Linked DNA regions of Homo sapiens: all the other regions are linked to region 5. Evidence: chromatin loops called from intact Hi-C (ENCODE). Cell type or tissue: dorsolateral prefrontal cortex. All regions are shown on one strand.

Region 1 (5,000 bases), 150 kb before region 5:
CTTGATAGGTGCTTATTAAATATAAACTGATTTCTACCAATGCTAAACCAAATGTGCACCTAGAGTAACATCCACTGGCATAAATTTCTTTTTCTTTGCCCTAGTAGTAACAATATCTTACTATCAATCACACTAATTCAACTCTTTCATAATCCCGTCTGCATGTTAATTAAAATACATCCATTAATCAAATGCTTTCTACTTATTTTTATGGAATTTTCCTTCTAGATCCTGCCATGCATATTATAGTCTTCTCTATAAACCATATGTTATACTTCTTCTGTTTATGAAGATTCTATGTGTGATCTAAAAGTAAGAAAATGAGAATTTTATATAAATTATCATGCGTTATAAGGAAGCCAAATAATGCAGAAAATTTCCTGGCTTCTTTTATGCTGAACTGTTGTAGCTTTAATAACTTCTGCACTGCAGTGATTATGAAACTAAAGCATATTTTTAAATGTTAACTCAGAGTGTCAGACGTTTACTTACATTAGGCAAAATCTTAGGAAGAACAAGTTTTAGGACTACACAATAATGTGGGCTGTTAGACACATTTTCTGTCATTCACATTTTGTGAATATTCTTACCCTCTAATCATTTTTATCTAAATTATATTGTAATCATAACTTTCTGAGAGTCATGAAGTTAGAAATAAGATGTTAATCTTAATTACAGGAGCAAGTTGAAATGTATTTTAACAAAAGCATGAGTTATTGAAAGTCAAATAATCCTTTAGAGGTTTTAAGCTTCACTTAATAAGCAGAAGAACCTAGGATAAAATTTTTGGAATAACCCATTTTATAGAGGGAAACAATGTTGTATCTCACTACAGAAAATGACCTGATTAGCTTCCCTTTTCTCAATATTAACTTCGGAAAATAGCTTACTTACAGAAGCAAATGGAATGATACTTCAAGAAGCCATGTTGCCTTTTCAACAGCCAAAAACTTGACTTCATCTACAAACCATCACCTTTTTCAGGATTAACATACTTAACCTTAAAGGTAACATAGTCTTTTAGAACTAATATGTGGAATCATGAATATGTTTATGGTATTTTATCAACTAAAAGCTAAGTGATGTTATGTAAGGGATTTTTATATTTAAAAGTAGCTATCCCTCTCTGGAAGTTACATGAAACAGAACTTGATCTTTTAAAGCCAGATGTTTTTTGTTATTGTTTATTTGTTTTCATTATTCAGATTCTCCAAATAGCTCTTCAAGTTTCAGAACGCTTTTTTTTCTAATGAATTCTAGGATCCAAACTAGCTATTTTTTTAATGAGAAAATTGACTTGTTTATGAAGCACATCTTACTAAAAAGATAGATTGAGGCACTGATGAGCTTAATGATATTTTGTTTGGACAAATTAGGAAACTAATTCGAGATGCAACCCCTGGTGAGCAGGTTCTTACCTGTTCTCATGACTTCTGTTTATCCCATATGGATACCTGTTCCTGGCAAGTTATCCAGTTAGTGAATTTCTTGCCAAAATTTACATCAGATATTTTGTTGTATAACTTAACTACCCAGAATAAATCTTTGACGCTAAGGTTGTCATAGGCGACTATGAAATAATATGAGTGGGAACATTTATATAAAGCATATTTCTTTCTGGAAGTTTGATCTCATTTTCAAGCTCAGTACCTCTGACAGGAAGGAGGCAGCAGGAAGCAACTTATCAAATCAAAGACTTGTGGATCTTCTCTATTGCAAATATCAAAATCCCTGAAAATTATTTTGTAAAATGACTGATGTTCTACATATACCAGGTAACTAACAATGCAGTACTTGCACATCTGACCTAAATAGTAGAGTTGCCTGACTGGCCCAGATTGTTGCAGAATTAAGGGCATAGAATAGTGGATGATTCAACCAGGTCCCTAAAGCAGAGAGAAGGGAAATACCTGTGGCTTAAGATATATAATATTATGTATTGATTGCTTTGCTTTTAGTTAAGAAATACCAGTGTATATCACAGTAAGAATCTCAATTTATCCTTTAGGATTGTTTTTTAGTTCTGCATTTTTCTGATTTTATCAAGTAGAGGTAGGCTATTACAATAAACACTAAGCAAAGCTTTTACTCATATTATCTCTCTATGTGACTAAGTTTTCAACATAGTCACAGCATCATATTCCAGCTACTCTTGGGAAGAATGGGGGTTCACACTGCATTATTTTGCTCTCAAGATATTCCCTGGAGTGGGGATGGACAGCAAAGGTAAAACTGAGTATGCTCTAGCAATAGAGCATAATAGGGCTAACAATCATTCTTGTGCATTGGCCCCAATCTTTTATATTAGTCACCTCTGCCCAGGCCCACCCTCCAGGAAATTTTGAAGAAACATTTCGGCCCTTCTAACGGTGTACTCTTGAGAAATGCTGGCTGGTGCACAAAGGCACAAAATCCTGTAATACCAACTAGCATGTCTTTTGGGTTGCAAGCCAATACAATTACCTACCAAACCTTCTAGTCACTTTCACCCACTCAATGAACAGAAGGCTCTTTAAGCAGACACCGGAGGGAGCCAAACTGTTGACTTAAAGGGAGATTTTGGGTAGCTAATCAAAGCTCTCTCCTGCTCTCCTTCCTACCCACTTCCACCCCAGTCTCCTGCAAGTCTGACCCCGTTTGGTGGGAAACTTTTGTCCAGTTTATGGATATGAATTAAAAGTGATTTCATTAGATTCTTAACTCAGGTGTGCCTAATCTTGTTGCTCTGTTTTGTGTATCTTCATTATTTCAATTGTTGCTATGCTAGTAAGAGTAGCATGTTATAATATACTGTTTCAGATATTCTCCTTAGCCTGCCGTGCTTCCTTAGGATTCTTCTGGTTTCCAAGGAACAGGTGAAATGTCAAAATTTTTTTTTTTTGTTATTTAGGCCATCATTATGAACAAATTTAGGTAATCAAGTCTATATTCACATGAAAATGTACATACATTCACTCACTTGCAGGCTAAATAGCTACTAGGGAAATAATTCTTCTTTCATTCACATTGGCTTTAAAGTGATTTAAATTAATTCTAACCACCCCCTCTATCCACCCCATTGGACTGATTTAACACCCTTTGATCGTGTTGTTTGGGCTTTTCTCTCACATGCTAATGAGGCATTCTCTTCAGCTACCACAACTTCATATAATCCTTGGGCAATTCTCACACTTTCTAATGACCCCGTCTTTAGAGGGCAGAGAAACTTGGAGGGAAGGAGGAGAAGAGGAAAGTGAATTACTGCCTAATATAGACTTACCCTGCAAATATATTCCGAAAATAGAATTGTGGCTGACTGCTCCTACCCTGGAAGATTAACTGTCATTGAGGAAGAGGCTCATTCCCACCTGCCATGCATAGACTGTCTACCCAACCAAAAGCAAACTATTGTCGTTTTCCCTGCAGTTTGGTTGATCATCAGGTGGTGATTTTAGAAATGGGAGGAAGTATATCTTCTGGGAACCTTGCTTTATCCTTAGATTTCCCTTGAGCGTGAAATTTACAAATGTCCAGAGAATAAGCTCCTGCTAGGGTTTGCTTTCTCATAACTGTGGGTGAAAAGCCTGGATTAAGCTGGTTAAAAGGATAAATAAATGGAAAGTTCCTGTCTTACTATCCCAAGATAGTAAGTATTTCTCCATGGAGTCATCTAAGACTCAAGACTTTAGCTGGTGACCATGTCTTCCTCAAGCAACCTACAGAAAATAACTAGATGGAATATGTAATCAAATCGAAGCCCAAAGTGAATGTGCTGAAACAGTGGTTCTCTACATTGGCTGCACATAACATCACCTTTAAAAACTTTCCATGCCCACACCTCACCCCACTCCAATTAAATCAGAATCACTAGGGCTGGGGCCCAGTCATCAGTATTTTTCAAATCTTCTCACATGATTCCAGGGGACAGCCAATTGAGAAACACTACACTAAGAACTAGGGAAAGAACAGGTGTTAAAAACTCTGAAACAACAATAGTTAGCTTCTGCTATCAAGAGCGCCTCTGCTCAGACATGTCCATAATCATGTCTCTTTTTCTGTGACAAGATTTCAGCCAGATTTAAGACTGGAAAATCTTCACATTTTTCTACTCTTCACACAGTACTGTTTTTCAATGTTTTCCTATATCTCACAAGTAGATCCTTTTAAGACTTAGCTGTGAGTTCCTGTCTTCATTGTAGAAGTATTATTTTGTTTTCCAAAAGTGCAACCATAGTTGGTAGTAACGTTGAATGTGGAAACAATAACTGACATTTCACAACAAGTATTTTCTCTTATATATTTTGTTCCATTCCAAGTCCTTCTCTTCTGTCTAAAAACATGCCCAATATTTTAATTATATAAAAAAATCTTCCTCAAACTGCATATTCCTTCAAATCCCTGCTCTCTTCTTACCTTTATGATTAAGCTTAAGAACAGAATACACTTAGTCTCTCAATGAAGTATCTCAACTTAGTCTCACAATCTATTTACTCCTTAACTCACTCTGTAGTTTCATTTCTGTCCCCACCACACTACTGAATATTTTCCTAGTCCTAGATCAGCAACACATTCCAAATCTAGTGATCACCAAATCCAACAACTTCTCCTCAGTTCTCAGACACTTGAAACACTCTGTAGCTCTAAATATTTCAAAGCATCTTCTAAAGCACCCTCATTACCCTGGTTTGTTTTCTATCACTGTGTCATCTTTTCCTAATTCTGTTTCCTTAATGTAAGTATTTTACAATGTTCTTTTGTCAGCTCTCTTTTCTTTTGATACCAAGATATTTTAAACTAAGGCCTACAAAAATTTGTGCCTGTGTGTTTGCACATTTTTCTGGCAAGGAAATACATAGCTCTCATCATATTCACAAAAGAGTTCATAACTCAAATAGGGTAAAGAACTCAAGATAAACTCAGTCAGGAATCTTTCCTACTCATGTGGCTCCATCTATCAACATCTAAGCAGGTAACTGCTAGTGCTCTACCTCTAATCATGTTCCCAAATTCCAAGTTCACAT
Region 2 (5,000 bases), 170 kb before region 5:
TCAGGCAATATCTGATAACAGACTGATAATTTGCCTCAGCATTTCAGCCTCTACTCACCACAAGCCTTAGTTAACAGCTAGATACAGACTATGGAGTGCAGTTTATCAGCACTTTCCGTTGTGCAAACATCAGCTACTTTTGTGTGTGTGAGACAAAAACATCAGCTCTCTTCTACTTCTCTCAATCCCAGCTAATTCTGATAAGGTCTTGGAAGCGCAAAATGATGTCTTCTGGAACGTTCTGAAAGAGACCAAAATCTACCCACACAGCTTCATGAGGATCTGAAGCCTTGCAGTGTATAAATCTTTATCTTTCTCATGTTCATGTCATTGCCCCTTGATATACAGTTGTCTATTGGGCAGACATTGTTAAAAGTAAATAAATTCTTAAAATTAAAATTAAATTCCTATAAAGATCTTTTTTTGGTGAACAATTCATGCTGGAAAATACTAATGAAACACAAAGGAAGAGGAATTTTGCTTGTACGTGGTCAATGCTATTGCATTCCAGAAAGAATACGTTGAAAGGGGGACTTCTAAAATTTTAGCATTTCACTATATAATAACACTTTATTTTTTAATATATTCAAATTTCTGGATCTAGTGGAGTTCACAATGAAATATATATATATATATATATATATATATATATATGCACATGTGTCTTTTAAATATTGCTGTCCCTCTAAAAGAATCAGTAGGTAAAATTATTTCTGTAGTTTAAAAGTTCTGGCTAGGTTACAAAAGACAGCAATTGTTAAACAACTTAACATTAAATATTAAAGACTAAATGTAGCATTTAAAGCATTAAGTTTAATTGTGTCTGGCTTCATATAATTCAGTCCTTGGTTAATACAAAGTTAGTATATTAGAGTACAAAAATTAATGAAGTTTCAATTTGGAAATTAAACAGTATGTGTTTCTAGACATAGAAAGATGCCTGGAATTTTACCTTTAGGATTTTATCTGTAGCTGGCAGCCTATTAAAGCTGTTTCCGCGTGCCTTTTTCTCTTTTGTGCCTACGTCACCGATTTAAGGTTCCTATTTATTTATTTATTTTTAAGAAGAAAGAAGAGGTTCTGTAGGAAACATTGACTGTATCCGACAACCATAGCAGGACTAGAGAAGGACCAATGAGGGGGTGCTGGGGGTAGCTTTAAGAGGCGAGGTGGTAGCAGAAAAGGATAAGAAGAAAGATAATTCAGCAGTCCCCTATAATCTTATTCCACCCAAGAAATTTGGGAGAATGCGAAAAAGCAGCAGCCCAGCATTCCCGGATGGGCGTGGCTTTTCTCCAGGGGCTGTCCAATTGAATTCCTTCAGAGGGAGAAGATTGATAAGGGTTGCTAGGAAACAGGAGCGTCTGCCTCCCGCCTGACCCAGAGATTGTTCTGCACAAACCCTCTCCAGGGGCTCGCAGTGTGCAGTTGAGTCGCGAGTACGGCTGAGCTGCGTACCGGCCTCCCTGGCTCTCACACTCCCTCTCTGCTCCCGCTCTCCTAATCTCCTCTGGCATGCGGTCAGCCCCCTGCCCAGGGACCACAGGAGAGTTCTTGTAAGGACTGTTAGTCCCTGCTTACCTGAAAGCCAAGCGCTCTAGCAGAGCTTTAAAGTTGGAGCCGCCACCCTCCCTACCGCCCCATGCCCCTTCACCCCACTCCGAAATTCACCGACCTTTGCATGCACTGCCTAAGGATTTCAGAGTGAGGCAAAGCAGTCGGCAAATCTACCCTGGCTTTTCGTATAAAAATCCTCTCGTCTAGGTACCCTGGCTCACTGAAGACTCTGCAGATATACCCTTATAAGAGGGAGGGTGGGGGAGGGAAAAGAACGAGAGAGGGAGGAAAGAATGAAAAGGAGAGGATGCCAGGAGGTCCGTGCTTCTGCCAAGAGTCCCAATTAGATGCGACGGCTTCAGCCTGGTCAAGGTGAAGGAAAGTTGCTTCCGCGCCTAGGAAGTGGGTTTGCCTGATAAGAGAAGGAGGAGGGGACTCGGCTGGGAAGAGCTCCCCTCCCCTCCGCGGAAGACCACTGGGTCCCCTCTTTCCCCAACCTCCTCCCTCTCTTCTACTCCACCCCTCCGTTTTCCCACTCCCCACTGACTCGGATGCCTGGATGTTCTGCCACCGGGCAGTGGTCCAGCGTGCAGCCGGGAGGGGGCAGGGGCAGGGGGCACTGTGACAGGAAGCTGCGCGCACAAGTTGGCCATTTCGAGGGCAAAATAAGTTCTCCCTTGGATTTGGAAAGGACAAAGCCAGTAAGCTACCTCTTTTGTGTCGGATGAGGAGGACCAACCATGAGCCAGAGCCCGGGTGCAGGCTCACCGCCGCCGCTGCCACCGCGGTCAGCTCCAGTTCCTGCCAGGAGTTGTCGGTGCGAGGTAAGGGTCCCAGAGGAGGACGTGTCCCTCTGGAGGGCGCCCAGCCAGGGCGCGGAAGCTCGGGTGCCGCGTGGGGCAGGCGCAGCCGGGAAAGTTGAGGTAGAGCATGGACCAGTCCCTACAGTCCTGACTGGAGTGGGAAGGGTGGAGGGCAGAGGCGATGTGGGTGTGCATGAGTGAGAGTTTGTGTGTGTGCGCCCACGTCTGTGTCTGGGAGGAGGGAGATTTCAGGGCATAGATCTGCGGCCAGGGTGCGAGAGGTGAAGGGACGAACTAGCACTCGCAGACCCCAGAGAGACCAGTCTCATCAGCCAACCACCTCCATCTCAGCTCTGGGCTCAGAATTTGTTTCTATTTGGGGGCTCCCTAAGGCTTTGTGCACAGGAATCCGTGGATACGGGCGGTTTCATGTGGGTGTGGAGGTTGCAGGCAGAGGTGGGCAACGGTCAGCGAGACCTGGTCCATGCAGCCCAGATAAGCTCCGAAGCCGGAGGCGGCCAGAGGTTTGCCCTCCCGCAAGCAGGGTTGGAAAGGAGCCTTAACTCACTGCCCTTTGCTCCTTTTGGCTTGAGTGAAAAATCGAAAAGCCAGACAGGGAGCATATCTTTTCATCGACCCTGTTCCATTTTCTTATCTGACAGTGAGATAACTCAGAGAGGGCGGGAGATTTGCGATCCAAAAATAGACTAGGTGATATATCCAATAAGCTTGTTTCTTAAGGATTTCATTTAAATTTCTTTCTAGTTATTCCTTGGGTTATCAAAGGTGGACAATTCTCTAAGGTACAACACTTTTAGGTAAATATATTAAGGAAGGATTCTCCCACTTTAAGTATTTTAGATATTGTAAATTTTGAAAAACAAAACTATACACCTCTAAAGATCTTTGGTTAAGGACTCAACTAATTTGCTTATAAAAATATTTCTACTATTTGAATAGTAATAGATATGTTTGGGGTCTATATGTAGGTACATATTGGAATATTCAAAGTTGAGGTTAATGTGAGTTGAGGTAGGTGTGAGTTAAGTACCAACAATAGTTCCTTAGAGTTTCTTTGCTTGAATTTCTTAGAACTGTCCAGCACAGCTACAGTATGTTTCTTTGTGGTGGGCGGGGGGGTGGGGGTGGGGGGGTGGGGGGGGGTGGGAGGGAGTTTAGGGGGTGGAGTCTGCTTTGGTTTATCTGATCACACACTTTAAGATTCCTCTCTGAATTCTAATTGTTTGCAGAAGTATATTCAATATAGGCATTACTAAAGTAATCTAGATTGCCACTATGCTAAACTATGGATAACAGTTCCTAACAAAGATGCTTAGGACACTCTAATGAATAAATATGATTCTATATTCCTACGTACCTTGTTTCTAAAATCAGCCCAATAGAATTTGAATATATTTGGAAGCTATTGTATGCCAGAAATTATTGTAATACTTTTCCTTTCACAATGGGTAGTGTTTTATATTTACAAAGATTTCTTACACCTGTAGACTTTAGCTGTCAATCTTATTGGGTTTTGATCACCCAGCAGGAGTACATAGATATTTTGAATATACATGCCCAAAGGCTATCTTATGTTCAGAGTAACACAGGAGCTCAGGATGGAAAATGAGGAAAGGAAGTCTTGAAACCTATACCTTAACAAATAAAACAATGAAATTCCAGAATATCTACCTTTATTAGATGAAAAAGAATATGGCAACAATACCTTTTAGCATTGAAACCCCTCCTGCCCCTAGATACTATATATCTAGGTATAAAACTGTGGTTTTATGAGTTAGGCCCTTACCAGTGAAATGTGAAACCTAAATCATAGAAAATTATGCCAGTACAATGAATAGGCCACACTTTGGAGCTTGAAACAGATGTCTTTCTATTTATTTAAATTGAATGGTATTTTTCAAACTTCAGGAATATATGATCAGTAACAAGAAAATGTGTGGAAAGCCACACACACAAAAAAATCTTATAATTAAAATATACTCTGTGACCTACTTATTTTTGCACAATGGGCTTTTTAAAAAGTTGTGGTATACATGTGAAAAGGAGTATAAATCCGATGATTTAACCCACAACTACACATATCAAAATGATGAGCTCATCTTTAATTTTATATCACTGTAATTAAAATTGGTAAGTTGAACAAATGCAAATATAACGAAATTGATTGAGCTTTATGTTTAAGTTGAAATTAATATTTGTATTGAATAAAAGAATGGGGATAATTGTCAAAAGCTCACTGCTTCACTTCTCTATGACAGGTGATTAGCTGGAATCACACAATTGAAGATGTTCTTATTTTGAAAGATTCTCAGCAATAACATTTTACAACTTCCCTGGGTACATTTTCCTCACTTTTATTTCATGTCGAACTATCTTTTTGCCAAATAAAACTGTTGTCTTTCTTGTCCATTCTTCTAATAGTGATCAGTCGCAAAATGAAGCATGAGGTTTTTCCAGGATACTAGCTACCTCCTGCCAAAATGTAGCACATTGGCTTGGGGGTGAATTTTCCAATTGTTTTCCTGCACTAAACATCATCCCAATATTCTACTAAACAAAAGAAATGAAAATGAATACCTAATCACTATTGTAAAACAAGGAGGGCAGGATTCAGTTACG
Region 3 (5,000 bases), 210 kb before region 5:
ACATACCCCTAAAAAGGAGGCTGAATCCACGGGGCTGAGCAGCGACCATCTGCAGACCCCACTTCCCTGGCACCTCACGGGATAAGACCCACTGGCTTGGAATTCCAGCCAGCCGCTGGGAGCAGTGTTACATCTTTCTGAGATGGTGCCCCTGGAGGTGGGGGAGTAGGGGACACCATCTTTGCTGTTTGGGTGACTTAGCCGTTCCAGCCTTCGGGCTTTGAAGTGTCTGAGCTGACTGAGCACGGAGGCAGTGCCTCAGCACAGCGCAGCTGCTCTACCAAATCATGGCCAGACTGCTTTATCAAGCAGGTCCCTGATCTCATTCCTCTTCACTGGCTGGGACCTCCCAGCTGGAGTCTTCAGCCACCCCCACCAGTGATCTCCACTTGACGCAGTTTTTTTGTTGTTTGTTTGTTTGGTTTTTGTTTGTTTGCTTTTTGAGACTGAGTCTCACTCTGTCTCCCAGGCTGAAGTGCAGTGGTGCGATCTCGGCTCACTGCAACCTCCACCTCCCGGGTTCAAGAAATTCTTGTGCCTCAGCCTACTGAGTACCAGGGATTACAGGCACCCGTCATGACGCCCAGCCAATTTTTGTATTTTTAGTAGAGACGGGGTTTCACCATGTTGGCCAAGCTGGTCTCGAACTCCTGACCTCAAGTAATCTGCCTGCCTTGGCCTCCCAAAGTGCTGGGATTACAGGCGTGAATCACCACGCCCGACCTGATGCAGTTTTGAAACCTCCCTAGGATGGAGCACCCAGAGAGAGGGGCAGGCCACCATCTTTGCTGTTTGGGAGACAGCTTTTCCAGCCTTTGGGCTTTGGAGTGTCTGAGGTGACCAGGGGCTGAAGTAGACCCCCAGCACAGTACAGCTCCTCTATGAAAATGTGGCCAGACTGCTTTTTCAAATGGGTCCCAATCTCATTCCTCGTAACTGGGAGAGATCTCCCATCCAGGGTCTCCAGCCACCTCCTACACGTGAATTCAGTCTAGAAACAGGCCCGTACCTCCCTGGGACAGAGCTTCCAGAGGGAGGGTTAGGCTGCCATCTTTGCTGTTTCATAGCCTTCACTGGTGATAACTCCAGGTACTGGAAAGTCTGAGGCAACTACGAACTGGAATGGAACCCCAGAATACTACATCAGCCCTGTGGAAAAGTGGCCAGACTGTTACATGTGCCCATTCCCATATATCCTCACCTGGCAGTTCTAGGCCTCTAGACACCCCTAACCAGAGCTATTGGGGCAGTAGCAACTCAGTGACTCCCTGGACAGAGCCTCAAGGGGCAACTGAAAGTCTCTCTGCTACTGCCTTTTCAGTGAAACTGTCCTTGCTGCCCTCAAACTAATAAAGGAGTAAAGACCCTAAGTGCCTTATGAACACCTTCAACAAGTTGCTGCTCACCCAAGGAGAGGAGGCCAGTCTGTCTCCCATGCAACCACGCAAGCCCAACTGCTTGTAGCCAAACAGGGAATCCCTGGCTTGAGTCCACAGCACAGACCCTCCATCCTGGCCTGAGTGCACTGAGCAATTGCTGACCTGCATCTCTCTGGGGTAGAGCCCCCAGGAGACAAGCAAAGTGGTGGGGCAGTAAGCCAGCTGATGTTGAGCCCAGAGGGTTTGGTGCGGGAACATCTGTAGCAGAGTATGGCCAGGGATGGCCATTCGTCTAGGCTGCACTTGCTCCCATAAGAGACTTTAGTCCTAGGGGAGGTGTCAGACCTGATCTCTTCAGGGTGGCCTTGAACATCAGATAGGGCTACTCCAACCTGAGCGCTCCTTGGTCAGCTGCCTCTCATGGAGCCCCAGCCTAGACACACCTGCTTACAGGGCAGTCTTGGGTGCCCTGGGGGCCCATGCCATAGTTTCTGTTCTGGCAGACCATGCCTGAATGGTGGAGAGCTCCAGCGAGGCAGCCCCTATTGCCGCACACCAGCCCACACATTCCCTCTGCATGCTGCAGCTTCCCCTGAGCCCACAGCAACTCCTCACATCACTTTGCTGATGCATGTCTACACAGGTGGATTTTGCTTTACTTGCCCCACTAGCAGGCAGGAATGCATTACACCCCTCCCACCCCTGCTGACCGTCATTGCAGATGAAGCCTTGGCAGGAACAGAGCCAGCCAGCCTTCCAGCATCCCACCCATGCGCTAATACTGTGCAGAGAACAGAGGATCCTCCCACACCCTAACTGATCACTCCTGCTTGCAGAGCACAGAGAAGGCACCCAAATCTGCACTAGCCAGCACACTGCCCTACGCCAACACCACCTCTAGTGCAACAACACACACAGCTTCCAGCAGGGGCCTCCCACTCCCTATCAGCTGCCTTGCCTCTGCTACTGTGGTGAATACCCACAGGGAGGCAGGCACCCTGGGATCCACTAGCACTCAGCTGCAGCTGCTGCACCTCAGCACCACCAGCACAGTGGACTCCAAACCCCAAGGAGATAGAGAACAAAATTGGGGCCCAATACAATTCCCCCCCAGGGAGAGTATACAGTTTAGGAGTTGGGAGCTGAGCGCTGGCCTCCTAAAACCTCCCAGAAACAAAGCCAGTCATCTGAGTCCACCTTATACCACAATCAAATCCTTAATGTCATCCAATCAGATAAAAGGAAACAATCCAAAGATCAGCAACCTCAAAAAGTAAAGGTAGATAAACCCACAATAATCAGAAAGAATTAGCATGAGAACACTGAAAACTCAAAAAGCCAAAGTGCCTTTTTTCTTCCAAATGACTGCATCATCTCTCCAGCAAGGGTTTAGAACCAAGCTGAGGCTGAGATAGCTGAAATGACAAAGTAGAATTCAGAATATTGATAGGTACAAACTTCATTGAGCTAAAGGAGTATGTTGTAGCACAATTCAGGGAAGCTAAAAATCATGATAAAACATTGCAGTGGCTGACAGACAAAACAGCCATTATCGAGAAGACCATAACTGACCTGAGAGAGCTGAAAAACACACTACACGAATTTCACAATGCAATCACAAGTATTAATAGCAGAATAGACCAAGCAGAGAAAATAATCTCGACTCTTAAACACTGGCTTTCTGAAATAAGACAGGCAGACAAGAATAGAGAAAAAGAATGAAAATGAATTAACAAAACCTCTGAGAAATGTCAGATTATGTAAAGAGATCGAATCTATAGCTGATTGGTGTACCTGAAAGAGATGGAGAGAATGGAACCAACTTGAAAATCATATTTTAGGATGTTAGGCATGAGAACTTCCCCAACCTAGCTGGAGAGGTCAACATTCAAATTCTGGAAATGCAGAGAACCTTAGTAAGATACTTCACAAGAAGACTATCTCCAACGCACATAATTATCAGATTCTCTAAGGTTGAAATGAAAGAAAAAAAATTAAAGGCAGCTAGAAATGTTAGGCTACATACAAAGGGAAGCCCATCAGACTAACAGCAGACTTCTCAGCTGAAATCCTAAAGCCAGAAGAGATTGGGGGCCAATCTTCAACATCTTAAAAAAAAAAAAATCCAATCTGGCAAAACTAAGCTTCATAACCAAAGGAGAAATAAGATCAGTTTCAGACAAGCAAATGGTAAAGGAATGTGTTACTACCAGACCTTCCTTACAAGAGTTACTGAAGGAAAAACTAACTATGGAAAGGAAAGCCCCTGCAAAAACACACTAAAGTACAAAGACCAGTCACACTATAAAGCAACCATATAAACAAGTCTGCAAAACAACCAGCTTAACATCATGATGACAAGATAAAAATCCATACATATCAATGCTAACCTTCAATGTAAATAGGCTAAATGTCCCAATTAAAAGACAAAGAACGACAAGCTGGATAAAAAATCAAGACCCATTGAAATGCTGTCTTCAAGAGACCCATCTCACATGCAGTGAGAAACATAGGCTCAAAATAAAGGAATGGAGAAAAGCCTACCCAGCAAATGAAAAACAGAAAAAAGGTAGGGGTTCCAATCCTAGTTTCTGATGAAAGAGACTTAAAAGCAACAAAGGTCAGAAAAGACAAAGAAGGGCATTATATAATGGTAAAGGATTCAATACAAGAAGATCTAACTCTCCTAAATATATATGCACCCAACATAGGAGCACCCAGATTCATAAAACAAGTTCTTAGAGACCTTCAAAGAGACTTAGACTCCACACCTCTATGTACATAAACTAGAAAATCTAGAAGAAGTGGATAAAATTCCTGGACACATACACCCTCCCAAAACTGAACCAGGAAAAAATGGAATCCCTGAACATACTAATAATGAGCTCTAAAATCGGGACAGAAATAAATGGCCTACCAACCAAAAAAGTCCTAGGACCAGACAGATTCAGTTGAATTCTACCAGATGTGCAAAGAAGAACTGGTACCATTTCTACTGAAACTATTCCAAAAATTAAAGAGAGGGACTCCCTCCTAACTCTATGAAGTCAGCATCACCATGATACCAAAACCTGGCAGAGATACAAAACAAAATAAAAAAAAAAACTTCCAGCTAATATCCTTGCTGAACATTGTGGAGAAATCCTCAACAAAATACTGGCAAAGTGAATCCAGCAGCAAGTTGAAAAACTTATCCACCATGATCAAGTAGGCTTTATCCCTGGGATGCAAGCTTAGTTCAACATACACAAATCAATAAATGTGATTCATTATGTAAACCAGAACTAAAGACAAAAACAACGCTATTATATCAATAGATGCAGAAAAGGCTTTTGATAAAATTCAACGTCCATTCATGTTTAAAAAAACTCTTAATAAACTCTGTATTGAAAGAACATACCTCAAAATAATAAGAGCCACATATGACAAACCCACAGCCAACATTATATTAAATGGGTGAAACCTGGAAGCATTCCTTTTGAAAACTGGCAAAAGACAAGGATGTCCTCTCTCACCACTCCATTCAACATAGTATTGGAAGTTCTGACCAGGGTAATCAGGCAAGAGGAAGAAATAAAGGGCTCCCAAACAGGAAGAGAGAAAGTCAAGATCCCTGTTTGC
Region 4 (5,000 bases), 90 kb after region 5:
TAATCTCATTTATGTGGGGAGAGCCACCATGAGCTGATAACCTCCCAACACACCATCTCTTACTACTATCACTTCAGTATTAATGGTATTTCAGCATATGCATTTGGGGAGACACAAACATTCAGACTGAGACAGCCAAGTAAAAAGGGCTCCACAGAAAACCTCCAATCAGACTGGCACTGGAAGAATGGGGTGGGGCCTTGGGAAGTTTGCACCCTTTGCAGGGGGAGGAGTCTGGCCCCTCTTATTCCTGGGTGGCAACCTAGGATTCAGTCTGTGAGATGGGGGCTTGCTAACAGGAACCCCTCTCACTTGGCTGAGTCTTTTTCCTTTTCGCCCAATAAATTCCATAACCCCTCACCCTTCAAAGTGTCTGCAACCCTACTCTTTCCTGGATGTGTGACAAGAACCCAGTGTCTTCTACAAGAATATCACAACAGATTGAATATGAACATAAGATTTTTTATGCATAGTTCTTAGATCCAGGTTTACAAAATTCTATCATTCTCCTGCAAAACCTCCCTTTCTAAAGACTCTATCCTGAGTTAACTACCAAAAGCCAGCATCAGATCAAAACCGAGACAAACTAAATTAACTGACATTCCTTAGTTTTCTCTTCAGATTATCTTGTTTAATGAAATAAAATAATTATCATCCTTATCTCAAAATTGATCTGAAAATTTTAAGAATGGTTTGTGATTTTTATATCATGTCTTAAGAGTACTTATTAGTGTCTGAAGTATATAATTTTAGCAATTCTGTTTTAGTTTTTTCATTTCTTGATCAAAATGGATTTTAGCTGTTTTCACTTATGCTCATAATGCATCTATATGCCTTTTTACTTTTTAATATTCTAAGAACGTATTTGGTTTTGGTCTTTTGAGTTAAATTGCCTTTTTAATTTAACTTGCACAGACTTACATATCTATTATCTGTCTATAAATTGTTCTAGGGAAAAAGAAAACAAGGGAAGTCATTTTACCAATCATCCTTCCATGTCTCTTAAGAACTGAAAATGGATACATATTTTGGTTTTAACAGTCCTTCCCCAAAGACCAAAGAAAATACTACATTAGCATCCAATAGATCTGATGAATTTGATAGAGAGACTCTAAATTGGAATCTGTGAAATAAACCCCTGGAGTGTTTGACCCTTGAATATAACAGGACAGAACTGTGAAGCGTTCCTTTTGTGAGATTCAATATTCCCAGAGGCTATACTGATAATGGAGATGAATTTGGATTTTGAAGGAGGTTTTGGCAAAACAATTTTAGGCTGATTTATAAACTACTCAAGCAGTTAAATATAGTCAGAAGTTGACAGAGAGAAAAAAATGATTTTCCTCTAACTGGTGGCATCAATAAAGACCCTGTTTGAGGAAAGATGACTCATTTAAAAGAAGGCACCAATAACTTGTAAGTCAGTTGAGTTATCCTCTGGGGTAAGTGTGATATTTGCCTCTAACTTAGTGTGCTTCTTTGCAAATCTCTGCCCATGAGGAATTGGATGAAAAAATGGCAAGATGAGAGCATTATGGCATGAAAAAACCACACAGTTAGAAAATTATTCCATCGTGACTATGCCACACTGCAGCTATACAACCTGGCGCATCAGTGTTTCCTGCTCTGTAAAGTCAATGTGTTTGACTCAAGGATCTTGTGGATGCTGTGGCACCTCTATTATCAGAGTAAAAATGCTTCTCTTTATCTGCTTTTTAATAAGGCCTTTTTATACCATTTTCACTAACAGAAATGTCTCATGTTTTTAAAAGAACCCTTTGGACACAATGCTTAGGTCTAAATTCTTCCCAATAAAAGGAGAGCCTTCAGTTCCTCTATCTCCCTGAGATAATGATTAGAGGTTTGGGAAGCCTTTTAGGCAAAGGCTAGAGGGCCATCTATTTAGGGGCATCTATTAATATTTAGGAATATCAGCAGCCTATTGTGCTAGCAGTTTATTCTCTGCTCAAGGTGCAAACTACACTAGAAAATCTCGTAACTTCACTCCAGCTGTCAGATTACATCTGCCACAAACACTGTACCGTTTTTATCTAAAATGTTTCATACCCTCCAGACACTTTATGGAACTAGAAGCCAACTACATTTGCCAGACCAAATAGACAGCTTGGTGTTTCCAGCTGCAGATGAGAAGGCAGCCCAGATAATTTGCTGTTCCCTCTAATTTCTCAGGTGATACACAAAGAACACATATTTCCCCCTTTCTCCTGCCCATTTCACTTTCTATTAAGACTTTCTCACTTTCCCAGGTCTGGGGATCTTATGACATTTTCCCAGGACACCAAGATATAAAACCCCAACCAACATTGCTACTGCTAAAGTAAACTTTTGCCTGGCTTGCCAAGATTTTTGGCCAAGAAATGAGATTTCCTGAGGGTGGCATTCCTTCTGCACTACCAAAGTCTCCTTCTGAGACTTTTTGGTCAGCTTATGAAGCTTCTCAAGGCAAGTGTCTGGTTAGCATCTCCCTCCCTCCACTCTGGAAATCTTAAAGCTGAAAGAATGAATGAATGAATGGATGAATGAATGAATGAATGAGAAAGACAGAGAGAGAGAAGGAAGGAAGGAAGGAAGGAAGGAAGGAAGGAAGGAAGGAAGGAAGGAAGGAAGGAAAGAAAGAAAAGAAAAGAAAGAAGAGAGAAAGAGAGAAAGAAAGAAAGAGAGAAAGAGAGAGAGAGAGAGAGAGAGAAAGAGAGAGAGGAAGAGAAGAGAAGAAGTCCTCTTAAAAAATAGCCTGAGAAACTGGGCTATGTTGACTTTTTTTTTTTTTCTGTCAGTAGGAAATATTTATTCAACCTCACTGCTAAAAAAAAACCAAAACAAACAAACAAAAAAACCTAATAATTTCAGGAAAGCTGCTGTTTCTCGTGTTCTGATCTCCGAGCTCCCCCTTGTGCCCTGATGGGAAATTGATTCAAGAAAGAAATAAAGGTCAGCACATTTAAGCTGTAGTGTTCAAGCAGCTCCCTAAAGTAGTGGTCAGCACACTTCAGTGCGCATCACAACTCTAAATGAAGATTTATCAAACATGGCTGAAGGACTACACCCTTTAGACTGTCACATTTTAAATTAGCTTTTCATAAAACTAAAATTTGGAATACATTTTGAGAATCTGTCTCAGAAAAAAAAAAATCCAAAATGTGAGTTAAGAAAAAATCTGGTTCACAAATTTCAGTAGACATCAGAATTGCCTTGTGGTTTTTAAAAATGTTCCTATGCTCAGCATCTAAGATTCTATATTTTTAGGGAAGGCCCAGAAATTAATTTTTTAAATAGATACCCCAAGGTATTCTGCTGCAGGTCATCTTGATAAACCTGGCAAAGATAGTTTACTTCCCTAAGTGGCAGATTCCTGGAGGTCAAAGGAGAAACAAGTTTTCCTCTCCAAATAGGAAAAATTCAGTTTCTACATGCCATCGCTTAACTCCAGGAGACTATTTTCCTTATTACAATTAAAGCATCAGAACACACCTTACGAGAGTTAGAGTGATGTGTTTCCTAAAGGACAGACCTAATCTTCATTAACATCATCTACTTGAGTTAGAGGCCTGGAGGAGGCTTTGGAAGCTATTGAAGTAGACTCCCAGAGACTACAGGTTAATTGTTAGGTTCACAATATGGCCCCCAGATGTGCTGTAGTAAATAGAATAAGCACCTGAACTCAGAACTGTATGATGGCATATTAGAAAATGATGAAAGACACACTCTTTTATTGCTAGAATCTCTGACCACACCTTTCCTTGGAGGGTGGCTTGTTGCCTTGGTTCTAGCTTGGAGGCTGGCAGAGGGATCCTCTACCACAGGATGCCCTTTTATTATTATTAGGTACTACTCTTGTTGCATCCATCTCTCACCTTGAACAGGTAAAAAGAATAATTAAATCATAGGTCTATGAGAAGTGGAAACACGCAGTTGGTGAAAAGAGAATGTCAGTATGCCTTTATGCCCAAAAATAAGCCCAAAATACTGTGTTACCCCTGTAACTATTTTTAGGATACATAAGTAGTTGAAGCAATGCTTACACCACTGATTTCCAATCCTGATGTGACATAAGCAGGACAGGTTAAAATCTCCCAAGGGTTACTGTGAAACTATCAAAAACAAAATTAATATAATCATTTTCTCTTTAAAAATATATACTTTTGCTAATTTGATAGAGAAAAAAAATCTGCAAATCAAGCTATGATCCAAAGGTATCTTAACTCAGCAAAGATTAGAAATAAATAATCTGGCTGGGTGCAATGGGTCACACCTGTAATCCCAACCCAGCTTGGGAGGCTGAGAAGAGAGTCACTTGAGGCTAGGAGTTTGAGACCAGCTTGGGCAATGTAGGGAGATTCCCATCTCTACAAAAAATTTAAAAATAATAATAATTTTTAAAATAAAATATAAAGTAATAAATAATCTTCATGTTGAAAAATGAATATCTGAAAAATAAAACTGAGGAGGCATTCAAGTGTCACTCATGCTATTAAAGCAGTCTGTATTTAAGTTGACAATTCTGAGCCTACAAAATTGTTTTCTTGTTGTTTTCCCATCCAAAGCGAACTGCATTATTCAGATCTTCACTATAGAGGGCTATTGCCTTAATGCTAATTTGTGTTAAATGAAGCACATTATGTATTTTATAAGTCAGACTTACCTTGGTGATTCTGCCACCATTAATCAATAAACTGAAGAGCTAGAAATCGATAATATAAATTACCCTGGCCCCCATACCCTTCCAGAGAAAAAAGCTATGACTCAGAGGTTAGATTACTTAATCTTGATCACCCAGCTAGTTAATTGTTGATCTAGTACCATAATCAGGAAAGCTACTAATCCAGCTCTCAAGGAAATTCAGGCTAAACAATAAAATAAATACAGGGATACAAGCAATATAATTAATTTTATATTTCTTCAAGAGAATTAGACACTTAACACAAACAGGACAAGAATATGTCATACAAGAGGCTAGGAAGTCTTTAGATTGTACAAGGACC
Region 5 (5,000 bases):
CAATGCATATATTAGATTAAGTTTTGGAGAGCTTAGTTAATTCTCAAGGCAAGGCAAGGGATTGCCTGATACAGTGTGGGACAGGCCTATGAAATTGTACAGATGTGCTTGTGCATTAAGAGACAAGAAAAGCAACTGAAAAAAAGGGAGAAACTTTAGAGTATGTGGCTACAGAATCAGTATTAGTTCTGACGCCTGTTAACCAGGTGTTAATTCCAAAAAAAGGTTAGGATTAACGTTAAGAATTTAAAATCTACTCTCAGTAAAAATATTACTCCTGAGACTTTTGTTCCAAGCCACTGATGATCCATTGGTTTCAAAGCCCATTAGAATCTGAACACAATTAAAGTGAGCATCCAGGTTGTGAAGGAGAATATAACTGCTGAGAAATTCCTCACAGCATTTGCCGGGCATATCAAAGGTAATTGCATCTCAGCAGATATTTGTTGTGGAAAAATTGGTCTATTTGGGGAGAAAATAATATTCTCATTTTACCACTTTATGTTTTTAGTGGAAATGATAGGATTGTTGGCACAAACTCCTCTCAGTCTCTTAGGACTTAGGAGCAAAGGGATATATGAATAGCTTTTTAGAGGCCAGTTCATTCATATCTAGAGACCCAGTTTGCTCTATGTAATGAACAACTAAACTTCTCAGTAACACCACAAGTTTCTTATCATGAATGAGTTGGCCTATTTGGAGGGCACTACACTTAAATTTTTATTTTCCTTTAGAGATATAATATGATTGAGAGAATGATGTCTAGTCACAGTGCCCCTCATTATCATCAGAACTTCTAGAGTTATTTCAGAGTTCCAATATTGTTTTTAATCTTCTAATTTAAAAGTACAACATAAAAATAAATTGTATTGTGTTTCAAGTAATAAAATCTATACCCATCAGCTAAATGCGCAAAATTCTCCCTGTAAAGCTAATTAACTAGATAAAAGGTTCATATCAGCCTTTTAGCAGTTCCTGTCTCTAAGGGCCTAACTCAGTAATTAATTATGTTTCTGGGAGTCTCTGAAAACACTTTTCCAGCTTCATGGGTCTTTAGAAATGAAGCATCTTGCACATCATCCAAAATATCTTAATCTCTCAATCTGTTTAGAGTCCAGTCAAGTTCCTACAAGGAGCAGAGTTAAATGTCCTTGGAATGAAGCCTGTGTATTCTCATCACTTAAGCAGTCATTTACCTCAGGATACAGAGAACAGCAGTTGAATTTTTAATCAACTTTTATTTTTAAAGCGTTATTAACATTAGCCTGATCATCTGAGTTCACCTTAGCATGCTAGCTTGGTTGAAATCAGAGAAAGTAATGAAGTATGAGTTAAGCACTGAAGGAAGTTTACAGGAAAAATGTATAATACTACACAGATGTGTTGTTTAACAGGCCACACATTGGTTCCTATTAATGTTCCAGATGTTAGCTAAGAGGTGTATGGATATGTCATGGTGGCCAGAACTCTTGGGCATCATCACCTGCTATACGATCATGTTAATTTTATTCCTCTCTTAAGGAAAATACCTTGGCAATTTAAGACCTCCCAAGAGAGGTGACATTTTACCAGCTAGAACCCTAATTGAACAAGACTTGCTGAGAGCAAGAACCTAAAGGATGCATGCAGAGACAGGGTATAGAGGAATTGGCACCCAGGAGAAAAGGCTAAGATCATCTTTCCCACTAAATCATTTGGCTAGCTTCCTACCTGGAGCTTATCCTCTAACCCCCAATTTTCCAGACTAGACAGCTTTTTAAAAAGTCCTTGAAGGAAAGTAGACTATAAATCATCTATAAGCACGATCAGAAGATGTACAGAGAAGACACCGATTCTTCATAAGCCTATGCCTTAGAGTTAGCACCCCCAATTTAATGGCTCTGTTGCGGTCACAGTCTGAATGTACTCACCTCCTGTATATGCAGTCTCCAGTGATGGATTTGAAAATCCTTCAAGCTATTCTTTTTTCTTTAATTTTATTTTTCCATAAGTTATTGGGGTACCGGTGGTATTTGGTAAGTTCTTTAGTGGAGATCTGTGAGAACCTGGTACACCCAACACTCCAGCAGTAGACACTGCACCATATTTGTTGTCTTTTATCTCTCGCCCTCTCCCACTCTTCCTCCCAAGTCCCCAGAGTCCAGTGTATCATTCTTATGCCTTTGCATCCTCATAGCTTAGCTCCCATATATCAATGAGAACTAAAAACCAAGGGTAACATAAACTTCAAAAAAAGACTACTAGAGGATGTGGTAGACAATATCAGAAGAAATACACTCTCTTGAAGATATAAAGCTAACTGCCATGGACTTTTTTAAATGAGGCTTTCTTCACTTTTTCTTGGAATTTTATAGTGTCACTCTAACAAAGCTGAAGAGGGTCGAAATTGTTAATTACACATTTTCTTTAATTACAGGCTCCTTTGCTATATTTACCAAATAGCTAGTAGCCCTGAGGGTGGAGTTAGGCTCTTTAAAGTCATGTTTTAATCTCTTTATAATTGCAATTTGATTGCTGGTGTAAATTATCTAGTAGGCTTGCCACTTTCAGCGCCAGTCATTTCCCAGAGTGCATAATTTTGAATTAAAAGGCTGATATCCATCCAAAAGTTTCCCAGAATGTTTCATGGGCTCAGTGAATTATGCATTAAACAGAATTCTTTAAAAAGAAGGCAAGAAGTTTCTTTGATGTCAGCTGGGTTTTTCATCATATTATGGACTATTAATTTCTAGACTCTTTTAACGGTAGTTTCTTGAAATCTATGTTCAATTTAGGACTTATTACTGATCTTTCTCTAACCTTTATATTTTATTTTAACAGCATCATATGTCACCCTGAACATGGCAGGTTCTGGCAGAAACCTGGTGGTTAATTTCTTAGGGGGAAAAGGAGGGGGAACGGGAAAAAGAACAATTTGCGTCAAATGCACCATCTGCTGGACAGAACACGTATCTACTTACAGGAGCTTGCCTTCACATTAGGAAAATGCTTTAGAAACCTCATGAGGACAAAACCAATGAAAGGGCTGAGATACACATATGGAAGCTCATCTATGGATACCTCTACATCATATTCAAATGCCAATGTCCCCCTTTGATGATTTTGTCAAGCCATGAAAGAGATAACCTTTGACTGGTATGTTTGATTTTGAGCTATGTTCCCTTTGCAAATGTAACCCTATAGATTGTTAAGGAAATAAATACCATTCCCCCAACTTATACAAAAGAAAGTAAGGGTAGTCAAGTTTCTACCATCATATGCAAATACAAATTCTGGGGAAATTATTTACATTATACACAATTTCATATTACTATTCTCCTTTTATATTTTCAGTACACAAAGCACTTCGAAATTAGTCACAGGCTGTGTTTTACTACACCCTTATAGATTAAGTGAACATATACTTTATCATCCAACCCAGCCACTTATGAGAGTGAAAAGAAGCACTATGAATAACTATGCCAGAACATGCACAGACTAGTATTTTCTTGGGCAAACCAGACTTTATCCTGTCTCCTTGTTTTATGTCTCTTTATTTATAGGTAATCAAATATCAGAAACAGAAATCATCTCTTAGTCTATCCTACTGCCAACTCATGTTACAGAAGAACAAACATAAAAAGATGAAATGATTCAGTGTAGTAGAAAGATTCCAGACTGGGGCAGTGAGGAGTAAGATGTGGTTTTCATTGCAAATATGCTCAGCATTGAGATTATTTGACTCTATTATTCGTATAATAATTCATTCATGGTTAAGTACCATAAGAATGGCCAGGTAAAGTTTCATGAGTACCTGGAAGGTATAAGTCATTCTAGCTAAAAGAATACATTGTTTCATGGAGAAGGTGGCCTCTGAATTAAGCATTGACAGAGAGGTAGCATTTGCAGAGTAGGCACTCCAGCCAAGGCAGAAGCATTCAGAAATTAAATGGGTAAACAAAGAAAAATATAGTGCTTCCCCATCCAGTGGCTATTATTGCCTTTCAACAAACATTCCTTGAAGCTTACTAAGCGACAAGCACTTTTTTTTTAACCTTTATTTTAGGTTCAAGGGTACATGTGCAGATTTATTACATAGGTAAATTGCATGTCACAGGGATTTGGCATACAGATTATTTCATCACCCAGGTAATAAGCATAGTACTCAATAGGTAGTTTTTTGATCCTCTTCCTCCTCCCAGCATCCACCCTCAAGTAGGCCCAGTACCTGTTGTTTTCTTCTTTGTGTTCTATATGTACTCAATGTTTAGCTCCCACTTGCAAGTGAGAACATGCATATTTGGTTTTCTGTTTCTGCAGCAGTTTGCTTAGCATAATTGCCTCCACCTCCATCCATATTACTGCAAAGGATATGATCTCGTTCCTTTTTATGACTGTGTAGTATTCCATTATGTATATGTACCACATTTTCTTTATCCAGTCTACTGTTGATGGGCATTTTGGTTGATTCCATGTCTTTGCTGTTGTGAATAGTGCTGCGATGAACATATGCTTGCATGTGCCTTTATGCTACTCCAGACATCAATTCCTACCTTCAAGAATTTACAGCCTAATAAGCAGTAAGATTTACGAGTCTGTATTTGAAAGGCCATTTCTGAATTAGAGATAAGTGTGGGAATTAGCAGTGTATTTAAACTGACAGGAAATAGATTAAGATCATTCAGGGAAAAGATGAAGAAAGAGAAAAAGGCACAGAACAGAACCCTGAGGTTCTCCATATTTAGAAGTAAGAGCAAGAAATTCTCAGCCAAGGAAACTGAAAAAAACAGTTGGTATGGTAAGAGTAAAATGAAAAGAAAAATAATCTTGTTATTTTCTCCGATTTGGGAATATGGGCAGAGCTTAGGGGAAATGAAGCTTGTCAAGGTGTAGATCAGATTTAACTTTAAGCTTCTTCATTATCCAATAATTATCACAATAATTTAAAAATTATAAATAGCTTTCTCCAAGAAACCTTAAATGCTTTACATGTCCCTTCTAATGTTATCTCCCTAGAATTG

Evidence for each region. Hi-C counts contacts between places; a loop is a spot of excess contacts. Peaks named below come from ENCODE experiments on the same cell type or tissue, not always from the same donor. Only the 100,000 strongest peaks of a DNase experiment are listed, where the experiment ranks them.
Region 1: a loop joins it to region 5, with 4 times the contacts of the local background. A loop is called at or near these places in 11 of 110 quality-filtered maps.
Region 2: it touches region 5 in a loop (4-fold over the local background); 5 of 110 quality-filtered maps call a loop at or near these places.
Region 3: a loop joins it to region 5, with 7 times the contacts of the local background. A loop is called at or near these places in 10 of 110 quality-filtered maps.
Region 4: it touches region 5 in a loop (2.7-fold over the local background); 6 of 110 quality-filtered maps call a loop at or near these places.

What each region holds. Positions count from the first base shown.
Region 1 is chr7:86,665,401-86,670,400 of GRCh38, forward strand. All of the region lies in intron 1 of GRM3 (glutamate metabotropic receptor 3), which reads left to right. Among named protein-coding and RNA genes, the nearest start is that of GRM3, 24 kb to the left of the region's middle. In dorsolateral prefrontal cortex, a CTCF peak has its summit at 2,556 (motif pointing right); no DNase peak of the experiment used is centred here; H3K27ac peaks cover 5,000 bases.
Region 2 is chr7:86,642,492-86,647,491 of GRCh38, forward strand. GRM3 (glutamate metabotropic receptor 3) reads left to right here and starts at 1,418. Exons shown (of 6, transcript NM_000840.3): 1 at 1,418-2,381. In dorsolateral prefrontal cortex, CTCF peaks have their summits at 2,385 (motif pointing right) and 2,594; DNase peaks (open chromatin) are centred at 1,370, 2,340, 2,440 and 2,849; H3K4me3 peaks cover 5,000 bases; H3K27ac peaks cover 5,000 bases.
Region 3 is chr7:86,598,800-86,603,799 of GRCh38, forward strand. No RefSeq gene overlaps it. Among named protein-coding and RNA genes, the nearest start is that of GRM3, 43 kb to the right of the region's middle. RefSeq lists an enhancer at 2,345-2,434. In dorsolateral prefrontal cortex, a CTCF peak has its summit at 2,312 (motif pointing right); a DNase peak (open chromatin) is centred at 2,322; H3K27ac peaks cover 1,105 bases.
Region 4 is chr7:86,902,499-86,907,498 of GRCh38, forward strand. All of the region lies in intron 18 of ELAPOR2 (endosome-lysosome associated apoptosis and autophagy regulator family member 2), which reads right to left. Among named protein-coding and RNA genes, the nearest start is that of GRM3-AS1, 100 kb to the left of the region's middle. In dorsolateral prefrontal cortex, a CTCF peak has its summit at 2,910 (motif pointing left); no DNase peak of the experiment used is centred here.
Region 5 is chr7:86,812,267-86,817,266 of GRCh38, forward strand. The region is part of intron 3 of GRM3 (glutamate metabotropic receptor 3); the gene reads left to right. Among named protein-coding and RNA genes, the nearest start is that of GRM3-AS1, 11 kb to the left of the region's middle. In dorsolateral prefrontal cortex, a CTCF peak has its summit at 2,932 (motif pointing left); no DNase peak of the experiment used is centred here; H3K27ac peaks cover 3,126 bases.